2 separate regions of the Homo sapiens genome follow, and region 1 is linked to region 2. Evidence: chromatin loops called from intact Hi-C (ENCODE). Cell type or tissue: endothelial cell of umbilical vein. All regions are shown on one strand. Links, peaks and the distances in the headings refer to the core of each region. The heading gives the core; the rest is flanking DNA.

Region 1 (2,922 bases), core at 314-2,813, 250 kb after region 2:
TAAAAAGGTTGTCATTTTCACTAACTACCTGTTACATATTTAAACCAATTGTCTACTTAAAACTCCAAAATGTTTAAACAGCATAAAATTTCCAGTGCCAAGTAGATACCTACTCAAGACAACACAGACAAGGAGGAGGTAAATAGACTCAGGAGATTTTAAGTTTCTAATGTGCTTTTTCAAACAACTTGCATGCAATTTTGAGTTTGATTAACCACACCTAAGGAAAAAATGCAAATTTTCTGGAAATGATATTGCATACCATTTGGGTGTATTGTACCTCTGATACCAGCCTTATACACATCCTAGAAAAGCACAGATAGACAAAAGAATAAGCACCAAATGAATGCAATAAATACCTTGCAAGAATAAGAAAAGTGTAAAGAAAAAGAGTTCCTTATCTATAGCAACAGTTATATAGAGTCAAAATGGAGAGACAAATCAGAGTCTCTTTTACTCCCTCCCCCAGCCTAGTCTCCCTCTCTGGCTCCGTTTTCCTTTTCTCCCTCCTTTCCCCACTTCGGCCCTCCCATTTCCGTCTCTTTTTCAGCAATATTTACAGAACAATCCTCCACCACACCACTCACCTGTCGTCGTTTTGCCATCCTTGGTCCCCTAGCAGCAAATCTCGAAACCTGTACCTGGGAGGCAGAGGGGGCACTTCGCTCTCCAAATCAACCATCCTTCCTCAAAGAGTGGGAAACATCAAACAACAAATGGAGGAGAGGAGGGAGAAAGAAAGAAAATATTGCGGAGTACAGGGAGAGGACTAACAAGACGCTGTGGCCGAGAGAGGGATGGGAGAAGGGGAAGGGGACAGGGAGGGGGAGGGGGTCCGCTTGGAGCCGGAAGCTAAGGCTTGAAAGGGGGCTGGCTCCTCTTTCCCGAGGGTGTAATGGGGATGATGCAAACCCAACCCAGGAGCAAAAGTCTGGCTCTGACAAGAATCAACGCTGCCAAGGAACCGCCCCCAGGCTCGGCACCGCCTCTGGTCCCCAGGACTAGGGGGAGGCGGGTATAAAAAGTTACTTCGCCGAAAAAGACGCGCGGTGCCTAGAAAGAGGGGAGAGGGGTGGGAGTGAGCGCCGCTTGATGGTGAAGCACTTTCCTTAAAGGCAGTTGCCAGATCCTCCCAGAGGGCAGCCTCCCGGCTACTGTTCCCTCGGGCGGGCTTGCATCCGGCACAGCCCTGAGCTGGCGGGAATCGGGGGCGGTGGGTTTCGGCCCCAGACGCGGCCAACCCGGCTCTCCCCGCAATCTCCCTGTGGAGATGGAGCTGGAGGCCCAGCCAATGAGACTCCCCCTCATTAGCATAGCACAGTGACGGCACGGGGGTGCCTTGGGGACAACCAATGGGGGCGAGCTAATTAGCGGATTGCGGGGCTCCAGACCCTTCTCTGGGAGGAGGGGGGCCAGGGTGCTTGGAGTGTTCCACTATGCCACGAGCTCCCTCGCTTTGATTGCCTTCAGTCCAGGTGGGCGGGATGAAAAAATTGCACGTTTCTGGAAAGGGAATCCCCACTCTCAGCCCCAGGAAAATCCCATTTTTTTCTCACATTCTGAAAGAAGGGAGGTGTTTCCCTGAACTCGGGGAAAAAGAAGGGCCACCTTAGGCCGCTGAAGAGAAGCATTTAGATGACAGGGAAAGCACATGGAAACGCACTGAGGATTTTACAGTGGTGAGTTGCTGTTACTGCTGTCGCTGCTACTAGCAGCGTTGTGGGCTTCCAGGTGGCCTGGCCTCAGCCTTCGGTCCCCTCCTATTAGTGGTTCACACGGAGGAAGAAGTGAGCCCGAGAGAACAGGGTCTGTTTTTCAGTAAGAACCACTGCTTACATGAACCCTGCTACACAAGCTATGGTTCTATTTGCGCTTACCGTTCTTTCCTTCAAAAACTGATTGCATCAGAGTATATACAGACCGAATACCAACCACCTGACAGCCTGGGCCGGAGGATAACCATATGGCTTCTCCTGCCCTTACTTAAGAACCGCTCTGTGTGGAGGAACAAGCTTGTTCCTTGATAAATGGATACGATGTGAGAGACAATAATCAAAGAACATACAGAGGGATTTGGAAATACCTGTGAGGTACACATACTTCTTCGAGGTGGGGGTCAAGGAAGACATTGAAAATGAACCAAGCCTTCTATATTCGTTCGCAGCCTACTTTAGGGAAAAGAGCAAAGGTGAAGCAAGCAGAGAGAATAGTATGAGTAGAGGCATAGGGATTTTTTAGAATATTTGGCTTATCCAGAAAATAGTGATTAATTTGGCATGATTAATGCTCAGTAGAGGTCATGTAGCAGAGGGTTTATTTAAGAAGCTAGAAATGAAGGAAGAAATTACCAAAACTTGTAACATCAAATGAAATACAATGACTACTGAAACCTGAAGAATAGCAGTTGAAATAAAAGTCATACTGTTTGTCTCTGTCTTCAAAATCCTACTCATCCTTCCAGACCCATCTCAAATTACATATCCTCCATTAGATTTCTTGGTTTTTCCAGCTTCTTATGATGTCTTCTTCCTTTGAACCCCTTTGTTTGAACCCTTCATAACCCATGTGAGTATTTTGCCTGGAATGCTTACTATAACCTGACCCGCTATACGATTATCTGTGCGTTTTTCTTTCAACTCTTCCCCTCTCCCTGTGGCTTAGCTGCCTCTAGCACGGGACCTTCAAAATAGCCACATTTCAACAAATAGGTGTGGAGTTGCATTAAAAGCTATTAAATCTAGGAAATTAAGCATGTTTTTTTCCATCCATGCTTGCACTCCTGTGGTATGTGTTTGTTTATGAAATCATAATTTAGCACGAACTTTTGTAATTACTTTGCTAAATAAGAAAGTAATATTGCTACATTATTAGTTTATACAGATAGAGATAGAGAGAGAGATCTGGTTTATATTTTAGACCTTA
Region 2 (2,922 bases), core at 203-2,702:
AAATGTATTTCAATACAGACCTCTGAATGCAGTAAAAGAACCTTATATAGTTTTGTTTTTAAGAGTTTCCCCACATCAGTTTTTCCAAAGGGAGAAATAAAGGATTTAATTGGAATTTCCTGTCCTAGATACAATATTTTGAAGTCTTAATATGTTGCATACTCTGTTCTTATTTCAGGATATGCTGTACTACCCTGTTCAGTAAAGTAGTCCCACTTTAATAAAATAGCACAAAATCTTATTATACTGATGACTTCCTACGTTTTTATGAACCTGTATGTTTTTGTGAAATTCATATTAATAGATGTTAGAAAGTAGAATTTATTTTTTTTAATTTTCATATTTTCTTTATGTATATAAGAATGCCATCACACTAGAGGTAAACTAAAGAAAAGCCTTGGTGTTATGAAGCACTGCCTTTAAAATTGTAAAATATAATCATTAGTGGGAGTCTACCTCTTTCACAGCATTGTTTTAAGCACCTCTACACTGTAATCCTTGGATTTAGTTTGCTAGTACATTTTGTTCTCTTTGATCCTAAATAATGTAGCTAAACAGATGATAAATAATTTACTTCAGATTCACCAAAATTGACACAGATTTTCATATTAGTTACTTTTATATATTTATATTTATTATCAAACTAAGTTATCTTTGCATCAATGGGAATAAAGAGCACCTTGTCACAAGATAACTTTAATATATAATTCATTCTCCACCATGTAGTAAAAGTGTTTACATATATATAACTACAGAAATTTTTGCATATACGTAACTGTAGAAATATTTTGACATTTTTGGGAAAGAATTTCATTCCAGTTTGTACTTAAATAAGATTAATGAGTTAAATATAAATTTCTTTATTGATATTCTATTTTGAAGAAGATAAGAAAATGTATTAATTCACTATATTGATTGCAAGGAGATTTTAAAGGTCTAAAATAAGTCACCAAAGGGTTTAAATCTAATTAAAATTAATGCACTTTATTTAATTCCATAATCTATGGAAATAATGTCCATTTGGTTGCAATCAGTTTGTTGTTTGTATACTTCCCAGGGTGTTTTTTTGCACTCATGAATTACATTATTTCACAATTATTGCAAACTTTATTTAAAAATTAAAATATTTAAATGGTATTACAATTTTGCTTTTACTATCAATGTTAGGAATCCACAGTTTAGCCACTGTAGGTCAAATAAATAATTCTGACAAATCGTAGCCAGTTTCATTGGAAAGGTAAATATAATTTACGGTACGGGGGTATGTGGGGTACACAGAAGCTTCCAAAACAGATGAGTTTACAAAATAAACAGCTAACACATAACTATGTATTATATGAACATTTATTCTTGTAAGTCTGCAGATAGAACTGACTGTACGGATGCAGAATATCTAGAAAGAAAAGTACTTGAGAACTCCAGATAGAAGTAATAAAAAAAAAAAGACACCTTGGTCTACTAGGAAGATGCTTATGAATTCCAATTCTTGAACAGCAGAACTGCCCCAACATTGTAGGTCACCAAGCATCAAATTAGAAATCTGAGTTCTAAGATTAAAAGTTGCAGACACAATATAAAGCATGGTAATCAATTTTCTACCACCAGGTGGAACCGGAAAGCTGTTTGCCATTTTCAGGATAAGAAAAATGGCCATCAAAAGTGGAGAGAATAGGAAAATGCTAAATAGTTTTCAAGCATTATTGACAGTGATCATAAACAATGAACACCATTTTGAAAGGCATCTACTTCAATGAGAAATAAAAAAAGGTGCCAAAGTTAGATTTTAAAAGTTGATTGTACATGAAAGTAGCTTAAATTCACTGCCCTTAACGTTGGTTTCTCCTTCAATAACTCTCAACGGGTTTTTTGAAGTGTTCATTTAATTCCTGTTACCACCACACACAAAAAATACCCTAAAATTGTGTTAAGACTTTTCATCTACTTTTTAAACTGTCAGGTGAAAAAATAAATTCACTTGTAATACTGGAGCTGCATTCTCAGCTCTTTAACTCCATTATTAAATAAGTTATATCTCACTGATTTTCAACTGTTCTACTTCAGCATTAATAAAATTTTATAGCTACATTGTACTTTCCCCTCTCTCACACAGATCACAGCCTGCTTGCTTAGTGAATACCATATGCTTCGCTTCTATTCAAGTGCTTCATGCCATTGTGCATTTATATTACATTGCTATATCTGTACCTTTAGTTTAAAACATTGTAGTGAATTTCCCAGGCAAGATATATTCCATAAATATTAATACTTAGACATGTAGGAACTTACAAAGCTCCTATTGCTGTTATTTACATTTTATCATTTGCCCTTTAAAATAATTATAACTAGGACATTTCTGCTGTCTCTCCATGTTGTCATTTGATTTCTTCTCAAGTAATTAATTCTTACCATAACTAAAAATAATCTTCATTAGTAAAATAAAACCATTAGGGGAAATTTGTAATACATTCCAAATACATATAAAAGCAATATTAAATTTCATCCTGCCCTGCACTTAGTCTGAGTAATTGTCTATTAATCAGACTATTGGTCTGATTTGTGATCACAATGTATTCAAGCTTATATTCCCCAAAGTCCTAACATGGTACCTTACATAGTATGGATGCATATGATGATTATTTATAAAATGACTAAATAAATGACCAAACCATAATAATGTTTTAACTCTTAATTAAATGCTATTTTCTCATTCATAGCTTAAATTTTGATCAAAAAAAATTAACAACACATGCTTCCAAATCCTGAGCTTACTTCAGAGAGTTTTAAGGTATCTCTTAATAATATGTTACCACATTTACTACCCTATTATTGTAGGTACTACCTATTGACCTCCTCCTGTAAGATATAACAGAAAAGAATTTTTTCACAGTGAATTTCCCCAGAGTTGCTTATATAATCATATTG

Evidence for each region. A loop is a pair of places that touch in the nucleus more often than their neighbours do. Peaks named below come from ENCODE experiments on the same cell type or tissue, not always from the same donor. Only the 100,000 strongest peaks of a DNase experiment are listed, where the experiment ranks them.
Region 1: it touches region 2 in a loop (1.9-fold over the local background); 1 of 110 quality-filtered maps calls a loop at or near these places.

The regions. Positions count from the first base shown.
Region 1 is chr1:196,607,628-196,610,549 of GRCh38, forward strand. It overlaps KCNT2 (potassium sodium-activated channel subfamily T member 2), which reads right to left and starts at 813. Exons shown (of 28, transcript NM_198503.5): 1 at 588-813. The coding sequence starts at 682. RefSeq lists an enhancer at 1,148-1,664. In endothelial cell of umbilical vein, for the core only: no CTCF peak of the experiment used is centred there; a DNase peak (open chromatin) is centred at 1,364; H3K4me3 peaks cover 1,482 bases.
Region 2 is chr1:196,353,784-196,356,705 of GRCh38, forward strand. The region is part of intron 14 of KCNT2 (potassium sodium-activated channel subfamily T member 2); the gene reads right to left. LOC124904597 (LINE-1 retrotransposable element ORF2 protein-like) reads right to left here. Exons shown (of 2, transcript XR_007067045.1): 2 at 1-2,922. Among named protein-coding and RNA genes, the nearest start is that of MIR4735, 230 kb to the right of the region's middle. In endothelial cell of umbilical vein, for the core only: a CTCF peak has its summit at 1,642 (motif pointing right); a DNase peak (open chromatin) is centred at 1,638.